2 separate regions of the Homo sapiens genome follow, and region 2 is linked to region 1. A link is a contact called in ENCODE Hi-C or POLR2A ChIA-PET data. All regions are on one chromosome and are shown on one strand. Each heading gives the region's core, a stretch centred on a gene start or an enhancer-like site at or near the end of the contact. The rest is flanking DNA. Distances are from core to core; before and after follow the strand shown.

The links. A loop is a pair of places that touch in the nucleus more often than their neighbours do. ChIA-PET counts read pairs that join two places held with the same protein, here RNA polymerase II (POLR2A). Pooled maps may share reads with other maps.
Region 2: a loop to region 1 is called in a map of Caco-2, with 7 times the contacts of the local background. The contact joins two enhancer-like sites. A Hi-C loop is called at or near these places in 3 of 168 maps with a recorded cell type or tissue (Caco-2, endothelial cell of hepatic sinusoid and ovary), 9 of 37 single-sample maps with no recorded cell type and 4 of 50 pooled maps. POLR2A ChIA-PET finds 5 or more read pairs at or near these places in 6 of 52 experiments (Caco-2, GM10248, GM12878 and 3 more).

Annotation. Positions count from the first base shown.
Region 1 is chr2:62,359,852-62,365,308 of GRCh38, reverse strand. No RefSeq gene overlaps it. Among named protein-coding and RNA genes, the nearest start is that of TMEM17, 140 kb to the left of the region's middle. RefSeq lists enhancers at 2,167-2,667, 2,668-3,168. Within about 2 kb of position 2,093, at least 2 of the 41 ENCODE cell types and tissues checked have a DNase peak (open chromatin) inside an H3K27ac peak, as active enhancers do; they include GM12878, where a contact is called at or near this core.
Region 2 is chr2:62,406,758-62,412,214 of GRCh38, reverse strand. No RefSeq gene overlaps it. Among named protein-coding and RNA genes, the nearest start is that of TMEM17, 97 kb to the left of the region's middle. RefSeq lists enhancers at 21-210, 482-1,241, 2,173-2,252, 2,493-2,582, 4,058-4,107. Within about 2 kb of position 1,999, at least 26 of the 41 ENCODE cell types and tissues checked have a DNase peak (open chromatin) inside an H3K27ac peak, as active enhancers do; they include GM12878, where a contact is called at or near this core.

The sequences.
Region 1 (5,457 bases), core at 844-3,343:
TGTGCTGAAGTATCTCAGGCCCAGCTGTGGGGGTGCAAGCAGATTGTGCCTAATTGACACAGCCCAGGAGTGACAGCCACCGTTTGTCACAAAGCAAAAATATCTCAAGATGCTGGAGCAGGAAAGTACTTCCCGTGCCGGCAGCCCACTGGTCCTGAAGCACCGCATCCCCGAAAGGGGATACCCTTGTGTTCACCTTGTCGACAGGGAGCAGCCAGGTCTCTCTTTTGCTGTAATTGGGTTAGTCTTGTGGGTTGGCCCCCCTCTCAGTTGTCAAAAGAGATTATACAGAAATGCACTGCTGCACTGACCATAGCTCAGGCACAGGCTGAGGCTGAAGCAGGAGGGAATTTTCAAATGCATTCGTTAATCACCCTAAGTAACTGCGTGCTGCCAGCTGCAGTCAGTTTTGCTCCAAAAAGAGCTCAGAGGTTTCCCTGTAAACTGCAGCTTCCTCAGGAAGGTCCGGAAGCTGGTGAGGGTCTGTACTCGCCTTGCCTATATCCCCATGCCTGAAGGGTGCATGACATTAAATCACAAATTAAAAACCGCTGTGACATGGAAGACCACAGAAGAAAGGAAAAAAGCTTTCCTCCTGTTTTTTGAATAAGGGGCCCTGCAGTTTCATTTTGCACTGGACCCCACAAATTACAAAAGTGGCCCTGACCCCAGCCCAGCAGTTTCTAACCTCTAATGAGTGAGAAGGAGAACATTCATTTTCTTAGAACCCCAGGGGAGTTGCTCTGGTTGAGTCCTGCACTGACCCAGGGTGGGGACCCAGGAAGCCCAACCGTGAGGCCTCTGAATTGGCACCTGAAGGCATCTGTGGACTCAAGTCTGTGAAGACCTCTGACAGTCCACTGTCAGAACCCAGAGGTTCTCCACTTCAGCAAGCAAAAAAAGTACCTGGAGAGCATGTTAGAAATGCAAACTCTGCCGGGCGTGGTGGCTCACGCCTATAATCCCAGCACTTTGGGAGCCTGAGGTGGGCAGATCACTTAAGGTCAGGAGTTCAAGACCAGTCTGGCCAACATGGTGAAACCCTGTCTCTATTAAGAATACAAAAATTGGCTAGGCACGGTGGCTCACGCCTGTAATCCCAGCACTTTGGGAGACCGAGGCGGGCAGATCACAAGGTCAGGAGATCGAGACCATCCTGGCTAACACGGTGAAACGCTGTCTCTACTAAAAATACAAAAAATTAACCGGGCATGGTGGTGGGCACCTGTAGTCCCAGCTACTCAGGAGGCTGAGGCAGGAGAATGGCGTGAACCCGGGAGGCGGAGGTTGCAGTGAGCCCAGATTGTGCCACTGCACTCCAGCCTGGGTGACAGAGCGAGACTCCATCTAAAAAAAAAAAAAAAAAAAAATACAATTAACCAGGCGTGATGGCGGGTGCCTGTAGTCCCAACCACTCAGGAGGCTGAGGCAGGAGAATCACTTGAACCTGGGAGGTGGAGGTTGCAGTAAGCTGGGATCACACCACTGCACTCTAGCCTGGACAACAGACTCTGTCTCAAAAAAACAAACAAAAAAAGAGACCAGCCTGGCCAATATGGTGAAACTCTGTCTCTACTAATAATACAAAAATTAGCCAGGCATGGTGCTGCATGCCTGTAGTCCCAGCTACTCGGGAGACTGAGGCAAAAGAATCGCTTGAACCCGGGAGGCGGAGGTTGCAGTGAGCTGAGATCACGCCACTGCACTCCAGCCTGGGCAACAGAGCGAGACTCCATCTCACAAAAAAAAGAAAAGAAAAGAGAAATGCAAGCTCTCAGATCCTTGTTCCAGAGATTCTGACTTAGTAAGTCTGTGTGAGGGGAGTTGGAGGGGGATGGCTGAGATTTGCATTTCTAACTTCCTTCAGGTGCACCAAAAGATGAGGCTATAGTCTGTGGTCTATGCTTAGCGTTACACTGGTAACCCCTTTGTTTCACAGATGAGGCAACAGGGACCAGGGACTGAGGTGCTCACCCAGTGAACTCAGTCCTCCTGGACAGGCACTGTGAAGGCGCACTCTGCACACTCAGGCAGCACCTCCTACTGTGTCACGCCAGCTCTAGGGGAGTCTGAGGAAGGATGGCATGAGTTAGCGTCATGGTCTGAAAGTTTCCATAAATGCTTGTAGAGACAATGCGTATCCTAGAACTGAATGCTCCCCTCCTCGTGTCACCCTCTGACATATTAGGTAAGGCAAGCAGCACTGGGGAACAGAAAGATCACCCTTCATCTGCTTTGAGCCTCAGTTTCCTTAATAACAGCCAATATTCATTACACTTATCAGGCATTTCACATGCACTAATCCTCTCCACAAACCTATGGCATAAGTTCTATTATTATCCTCATTTTACAGAGAAGGAAACTGAGACTCAGAGTTTAGGTAATTTGACTAGAGTCATGTACCAGTGTGCAGAGGCGGGGCTTGAACAAATGCACTATGACTCAATAGCCCCAGCTCCTCTCCACCCTAAAGAAACTACGTTGTTGGAAGCCAGTGACTAGGGCTGTCCTGCTGGAGGTCCTCCCATTGCTGGTGCTTTAGCCCTCCCACATTCCTGGCCCAGCTCCACCCGCAGTTCCCGGTAAAGATTCCTCTCAGGTGTGCTGCAGCACTGCCCTCTGGCCCTCGTCAGGCAGCCCTCTGGGTCTGGTCCCATCACCTGGCCCTCAGCCAGTGCTCCTTGAGTGCAGCGCTGGCCTCCATGGGTGAGGGGTTCCTGGCCTCGGCCCTGTGCTCTAGAGGGCCTTGCTCCACCCTTACCAGTCGGGTGGAGAGTCTGTGGAGGGCCGAGGACCTGAAGCCCCTCCTCTAGAATGCTATGGGTACCTGCGACCCTAGAATTCCCTGCACTAATGTCCCTGAGCTATTCCCAGGGCTTGCTGGGGTTTGTCCCCTGGCCCACCTTCCCAAGAGCAACACTGGGCTCATAGGTAGCACTTGCCAAATGCATGCACCCTCTAGGCCTATGTCCAGGAGTGTGGAGTGGGGGGTGGGCAGAACTGACATGAGAGCTGGGGTGTCCACAGAGATGGACTTGAGGCCCTTCCAGGTTCAGGATGAAGAGCAGGTAGGAAGAGAAGATGGCTGGGCCACTAACTGGGGGCCACTTTTCCAGCAGTGCCATTATATTAGTTACCTATTGTTGCGTAACAAATGACCACCAACTTACAGCTTAAAATGGCACATATGTATTATCTCACAGTTTCTGTGAGTTAGGAATATGGGCAGGGCTTAGCCAGGCTCTCTGTTTCAGAGTCTCTCAGGAGGTGTTGTCTGGGGCTGCAGTCTCATCTCAAGGCTTGATTGGGGAAGGATCTGCTTCTACATCCATGTGGTCGTTAGCAGCATTTCAGTTCCTTGAGGGTTGCTGGACTGAGGGCCTCAGTTCCCTGCTGGCTATTGGCTGGAGGCTGCCCTCATTCATTAGTAATATGGATCCCTGGAACAAGGCAACTTGCTTCATCAAAGCCAGGAAGAGTGGGCATCTGCTAGCAAGAGAGAAGCCACTGTCTTATATCACCTAATCATGAATGGAACATCCCATTACCTTTGCCGTATTCTGTAGGTTAGAAGCAGCTCATGGGTCTTGCCCACACTCAAGAGGAGGGGATTACATAAGGATGTAAATGTCAAAGGTGGGAATCACTGCATGTCATCTTAGAAGCTGCCTGCCACAGCCATATCCAAGCACAGAATGCCAAGAAATCAGAAAGAGTTCTACATTCAAACCTGGCTTTCTTAATTCATTATGAAGTTATATATATAAAGGGGAGAGAATAGATAATATTTTAGTCAACAGTTTTTTTGTTTTAAGTCATCAGTTTCTTAGCTTGAGTTATACCTTTTAAATATTTAAAAGTGTATACACTTAAATATTTAAAAATATTAAGGCCAGGTGCGGCGGCTCACACCCGTAATCCCAGCACTTTGGGAGGCAGAGGCAGGTGAATTGCTTGAGCCCAGGAGTTTGAGAACTGCCTGGGAAACATGATGAAACCCCATCTCTACAAAATATAGAAAAAAAAAAAAATAGCCAGGCATGGTGGCACACACCTATAGTCCCAGCTACCTGAGAGACTAAATTAGGAGGATTGCTTGAGCCCAGGGAGGTTGGGCCTGCAGTGAGCTGAGATTGCGCCACTGCACTCCAGCCTGGGTGACAGAGTGAGACTTTGTCTCAAAAAAATGTAAATGAGGCAGAAAAAGAGGGAAGGTTAAAAAAATTTTTAATTAAAAATAAATATTTCAATATGTAATAGCAAGCTTACACTGATACTCTCATGCTGGCTCCATAAATGTTAGGGACAGGCCTGCTTCTGTACACATGTCTCGGCCACCACCTCAGACAGGGAAGACCTGTGGGCAGAGTCCTATCTGCTGACTTTTCGCCAACCACCCAAAGCCTAGCACAGTGTTATTGGGGCTCAGAAAATCATACCCCAGCTGGGCGCAGTGGCTCACACCTGTAATCCCAGCACTTTGGGAGGCTGAGGTGAGCAGATCACGAGGTCAGGAGATCGAGACCATCCTGGCTAACACAGTGAAACCCTGTCTCTACTAAAAATACAAAAATTAGCCAGGCGTGGTGGCAGGCGCCTGTAGTCCCAGCTACTCGGGAGGCTGAGGCAGGAGAACGGCGTGAATCCAGGAGGCAGAGCTTGCAGTGAGCCAAGATCGCACCACTGCACTCCAGCCTGGGCGACAGAGTGAGACTGTCCCTTAAAAAAAAAAAGAAAGAAAATCATAACCCAGCCAGGAGCAGTGGCTCACGCCTGTAATCCCAGCACTTTGGGAGTCTGAGGCGGGCAGATCACCTGATGTCAGGAGTTCAAGACCAGTCTGGCCAACATGTTGAAACCCCGTCTCTGCTAAAAATACAAAGTTAGCTGGGTGTGGTGTCATGCACCTGTAATCCCAGCTACTTGGGAGGCTGAGGCAGGAGAATCACTTGAACCCAGGAGGCGGAGATTGCAGTGAGCCAAGATTGTGCCACTGCACTACAGCCTGGGCAACAAGAGTGAAACTCTGTCTGAAAACAAAAAACAAAAAACAAAAAGAACAAAAAAACAAAAAACAGAAAATCATACCCCAAAGTATGGTGCTTTGGCATGCTGAGTGCTTTGAACTAAAGAGGAAGCAAGGCCTCTCTGACCTTCTTCTGCTCTCCTGCCTCTCACCCCTCTTTCTTCCCCGAAGTACAGACACGGACTTTTTCTGAAGTTCCCTCATCTGTCTAAAGGTATATCCTCAAAAAAGAAATTCAGTTGTCATTAGTCACCTCCTGGGGATCTCATCAACCAGGGAAGATTAACAACACCACAGAAGAGACAAGGTTGACACCATGCCCAGACAGACTTTGTCACAGGCTGTCATCTATTCTTCTTCCCCCCAAATCAAAATCATTTACTCTCCAAGTTGCCCACGTTACCCCTCACTCTCCCATATGAAGAGAGCGT
Region 2 (5,457 bases), core at 750-3,249, 47 kb before region 1:
TCTAGCAGTCTAGTTTGGGATTCCTTGCTTCTCTCCGTCTCCTCCCGTTTCTCTCTCCGCTTTCCTCTCTTTTGTCTTCCTCTCCCTTCGTTTTTAAACACTGCTTTTATGGTGGACTTGAGCAATAGTATAGGAGAAGCCATTGGTGCTCAGAGAGAGATCCCCGAGATGGATATTTGGCCACACTAGGCACAATGGTTTGCTCACTGAGCACGGCCGGAAGGCCTGGCTTCACCAGCTTCCTCTTCTCTCTGGCCAGAACCCACAGCCTTGCTGTTCTGGACCTGGCCCGTGGCTTGGGAAGCCTCCAGGGACAATCTTGCTTCTCCCTCCCTTACTCCATCCTCCCCACCCCATAACATGCTTATCTGGGAAGCACCTGCCCTCAGATCTGGTTCCAGGGGTCCTTGCTTTCCACTTGAGAAACTGTAAACACGCACAGAATGTCTCCTGGTGGGGGTTCTGAGGCCTTTTCCTCCCTGGTATTTTAGCCTAAGGAAAAAGCATTCAGTGGTGTGGGGATGGTGGGTGGAGCTTGCGGTATTTTTCTAAGACTTTTGCAGTTGGGGAACAAATCTCCAGGGAAGGGGCAGGGCCTCGGGCTAATTCCAGTACAGTAGGATCAGGGCCATGAAAACATCACACAAAGGAAACTTCAAAGCTCTTCCCCAGTCTGAATGGGCAGGGCCTGCTGAGAGGTCAGATGTTAACCTGATCCAAATGCCCTCTTGCTTTCAGGTGCCCCTCGCAGGCCTGCACACCCCTAGGGGATCCACCCTCTCCCAGGTCAGAATTCCACAGGGCCCTGAAGCTTCCTTACGCAGTGCTCCCCATCCCTGTGCTTGAAGCAAAGCCAGGGAGGGCAGAGCCCAGAAGTTGGGATCTGGTTCTGACTGTTCTCTGGCCTTAGGAGTAGAGGCCAATTTCATCTCTGCAAAGTGAGGCTGGGGCTGAGGAATGAAATTACACCTTCATCCCGCTCAGTCCTGCCTCATCCCCAAACCTTGCCAAACCCTGACACAGCTACTTTGCAGGGAGTGGTGAGAATTAGGAATGCTGCAAGGTCACTTAGGGTGATCATTAGGACAGTCATTAATTTCTGAGGCCTAAGAGTGACTAATTTATCTCTGATAGACACAGGGATCAAAGGAGAGTATTTATGGCTTAGAAACAAACCTCCCATTCTTTCCCCTGCTATAATAAATAATAAAAAGCTCCCAGGCCTCCCTCCCTTGTCCATCTCTTCCCTGCCCCTTCCTCTCTGTCTTAACTGTCCCTGCACAAAAATTAACCCTACTCTTGCTTCTCTGTACTCTTCCCCTTCCTTCTGTAAGAACCAGAGAGGGGAAGAGAATTAGCTGGCCCTGAGAGCTTCAGCTGCAACTGTGCTGTGGAGTGAGGGGTGCTGATCCCAGGGGAGGACATAAGCCAGGCCAAGAGTGGGCTCTCCCTGGGCATTTACCATGTTTACTTTCCTAAGTATGTATACCAGGGCCTGGTTAGGCTAGAAAGCAGACTGTCACCAGGTTTATTAGCTGTGTGACCTTGAGCAAGCTACTTTTTTAAAGCCTCAGTTTCCCAATCTATAAAAGAAGGATAATAATAGCATCACAGACTGGCTTATGAGAATGACATAAGATAAAATATATAAAGTGCTCAGCACAGAGCCTGATGCAAAATAATGGCCACCACATTTACCAGGACCTCAACATCCTTATTTTATTTCCAAGAACTTGAGGCTGCAGTACAAACTGAGTCCTTCACTTTCTGTTGTAGCCTCTGGGAGACGCCAAAGTGAGGATGGGTGTGGCCCTCCAAGGACGCTGGACCCCTGCTGTAACAAGACACAGATCACACGGGAGGGGTTCTCAGCCTTAAGGATGCCGTGAGGTGGGCCTAGATCATGGCTTCTCACCGCCGCACTACTGACAGACCATTCTTTGTGGTGAGGCTTTGTTCTGTGCATTGTAGGCTGTTTCGCAGCATCTCCGGCCTCTGTTCACTAGATGCCAGTAGCAGCCTTCTAGTCATGACTATCAAAAATGCCTTTAGACATTGTCAGATGTCTTCTGGGGGACAAAACTGCCCTTAGTTGAGGGGCACTGGTCCAGGAAGGTGGGAAACATAGGGGCAAACCTGGCAGGGGTGAGGAAGCAGGTATGAGCCTGCGCACAAGAGCCCCTCCTACCCTGGGCAGGGCTCAGGCAGACCCTCAGCTGACTGTGGAGATTGGCCCTGGAAGACGAAGTTCTCTCTAGTAAGGCCATGGCCTTGCTTCCTCAAGAGCTGATGCCCTGCTTGGACATGGACCCCTGGATTCCCCCCAGCCCAAACCAACATACACAACCCTGTCCAGCCCCAGGAGTGCTGGCCAAGAAACAGTGCCCTGGTGGCACAGAATGCTCACTAAATGGACCCTGGGTCCATTCTCATCTCAGGGCAGAGCATGGAGCCAGGCTGGCCCTGCCACTCATGCACTGTGTGGCCTTGGGCAAATTGTTTCACCTCTCTGTGCCCCAGGATCCTTATCTGTAAAAATACCTTCCTAGGCAGGTTGTTGTGAGGATTAAATGACTTCATATTTCTAACATACTTAGAAGAGAGCCTGACTCATAGCAAGCACTAAGTGTTTGTTAAAGAAGCCAAAACCCAAAAAGAAGCTGCTGCAGACCAGGCGATGATGCAGCGTTGTGTATGTCAGAGGGTGCCTCAGCTATGACCTAAGGTCCAGGAGCTGTGTTTCCAAGGGCCTCTGGCCATTTGTATCTGGGTGTGGTGGGTGTATCTGGGGTCCCTGCAGCATCTCCCCTATTGGAGGTGGTTGTTCTTAGGAAAGTTCATTTTGACCAGAGAGAATACTCAGTGCAGTGGGCTCCAGAACTTCTCACTTGACAGCCCCTGGGAATTTCTTTGACTTGAGGGTGCTGGGAGAAAAGTCTTTTCCTCTACCAACTTAGGTTTGAGGAGGGGGTTTGTGAAATGACTCACAATAGACATACGAACGGGAAAAAAGACGAGGTCTATTCATATGTGGGAGCACTCGGTAATAAGTACCTTGCTGTACAGCCAGAGGTAAAGGTTTAAATACCAACTTAGCAAAAGGGAGGCAATGACAGCTTCGGAGGCTGGAAGGGTCTGATGGGGCTTGTTTACATAGTGTTTGGGAATGTACCAGTGCCCAAGGCCAGTCACCTCCCTGACTGGAGACCTCTGGGGGTGGAGATGAGGAGAAAACTCTGTTTTAGCCAGGTAGGGGTTCACTGGTGATTTCTTTTTTTTTTTTTTTCTTTTCCTTTTCCTTCTTTTATTCTCAGACCTCACAGGGATGGATCTTTTTCTTCCCTTTTTTCTTATTTTTCTTTTCTCACCCTCCCCCAATTCAGATTTCTTTTTGCATCTATTGTTGAAGCATCTGTTGTTGGATTTTGGTTGCTTAAAGGGAAGTACCTTCAATTTGCTGGGAAGAGAGAAGGAGCGAGGGAAGGAGCTGTTGAGTGAGCTGCTGTGATCTTTTGGGAACCCTAATATTTCCTGTCTGGCAGAGGAGGCAAAACCCCAGTCCAGAAGCCTCCCCAAACACGCAGTGGGAAAAACCACTTAGAGTTGCCAAGTGCTTTGCATGAGTTATCTATTGCTATGTAACAAATTGCCCTGAAACAGCAGCCTCAACAGCAAAACGTGTGTCATCTCTAATGGTAACTTAGAGTCAGGAATTTGGACGCGACTAAGGTGAGTTGTTCTGGTTCAGGGTCTCTCATGAGGTTGCGGTCAAGATATTAAGCAGAGCTGCTGTCACGTGAGGGCTTGATATGAGGCGGGAGGATTCACGTCCAAGATGGGTCCTCACATGGCTGTTGGCAGGAGGCGTCAGTTCCTCACCTCTGGGACCTCTGAGAGGGCTGCGTGAACATCCTTACAACACAGCAGCTGGCTTCCATAGTGAGCAGCCCAAGGCAGAAACTAATGCAGGCTAATCACCGTGTCTTTCTTAAGCTAGCCTCGAAGGCATATGCCATCACTTCTGCTGTACTTGTGGGCCATGCAGACCGACCCTGATGCAATGTGGCAGGAGACCATTCAAGGGCCTGAAAACCAGGAGATCAGGATCACTGAGAAACTGGCTACAACAGGCTTTCAGTTCCCCTCCCAGAAGAATGTTCACCTGCGTACTGGCCCAGGTGTCAGCCAGGCTCAGGCACACACTGGAGAAGCCCCTCAGACTGAAAACCCAATGGGCTGGGGTGGGATTCAGTGCTGCTACCAACTGCCTCAGCCTGCCTCCTCGGTGAACACTGTACCCACTCAGAATCGGGCAAGACATCCCCATGGTGGAATAAGAGCTCTGAGCACTGGGTGGGAGAAGCATTGGCCTCTTGGGACCCTCTCTAAGACTGGGAAAGGAAGACTTCACACCAAAAAAATTCCTAAGAGAAAGAACAGAAGGGAAACAAGCGACTGTCAGTAGGTGGAGCTGGGGGGCGGTGGGGGCTGGAACTTGATGGGGTGGGGCACCTGCTGCAGGCTTCAGGGAGAAGATAGGGCCTGAGTTCAGTCCTGAGCACCAAACCTAGACATGATGAACTACAGTCAGCCTCCCAGTGATTCACGCTGTTTCATGCTCCCAGCCAGTGCCCACGCTGTCCTCTCCAGCAGGAATACCTCTCCCGGTTCCTCCCATTCTTCTTGACTCCATTATGTTCCTCCAGACTCAGCTCAAGGTGCTCCACCTCCAAGCTGTCTCTGACACCTTCCCATCAGATGCAGCTGTCTGCCTCCGTGTCTCAAAGCATCCTTACGCTTCCATCATGCTTGATATCATTGCTTCCTCCCCACTAGATTTTAACCTCCTTGAGGGCAGGTGATAATGTCAGACTCAAATCACATGGTGCCTAGCACAGTGCCTGTTGTGTACTCAGCAGTAAATATATGTTTGAGAAGGAAAGGAGGGAGAAGAGGAAGGAAGAGAAGGATGGATTCAGGAGACAGAAAATAACTCATCATCTATCTTTCTCCCCTTCATTCCCCAAGAGTGGGACTTCAAGCATTACCAGAGCTGTTAGCTAGAACCACTTCCCCCGTCCCCGCCATGTGAAAAATAAGCTGCACAGTCCTAGTCTGAGTTCTATAACATGCCGTTTGAGAAACAGCTTTTGGTTACTGAAAGCAGGCAACAAAAGTGGACGGGAGGAGTCTGTGTTCCCAGGATATGCTGACTTTGCTGGAGAAACCTGAGGTTAATAACAGATGGAAAGCACCCCATGGTAACAATCTTTGTGGGAAAATCTTGTGACCATCAAGTTCCCTGAAAGCAGTCAGCAGTGCCTCAGGAAGACCGAATTTCTGTGAGTAAAGTGACTCAAGGCCATGACATGGGGTCACCCCAGAATGAGATCAGTCTTTTAGAAGTAATCACCAGGGACTGAAGGTTCCGGGTCACCTGATTTCCCCTGGAGTTGC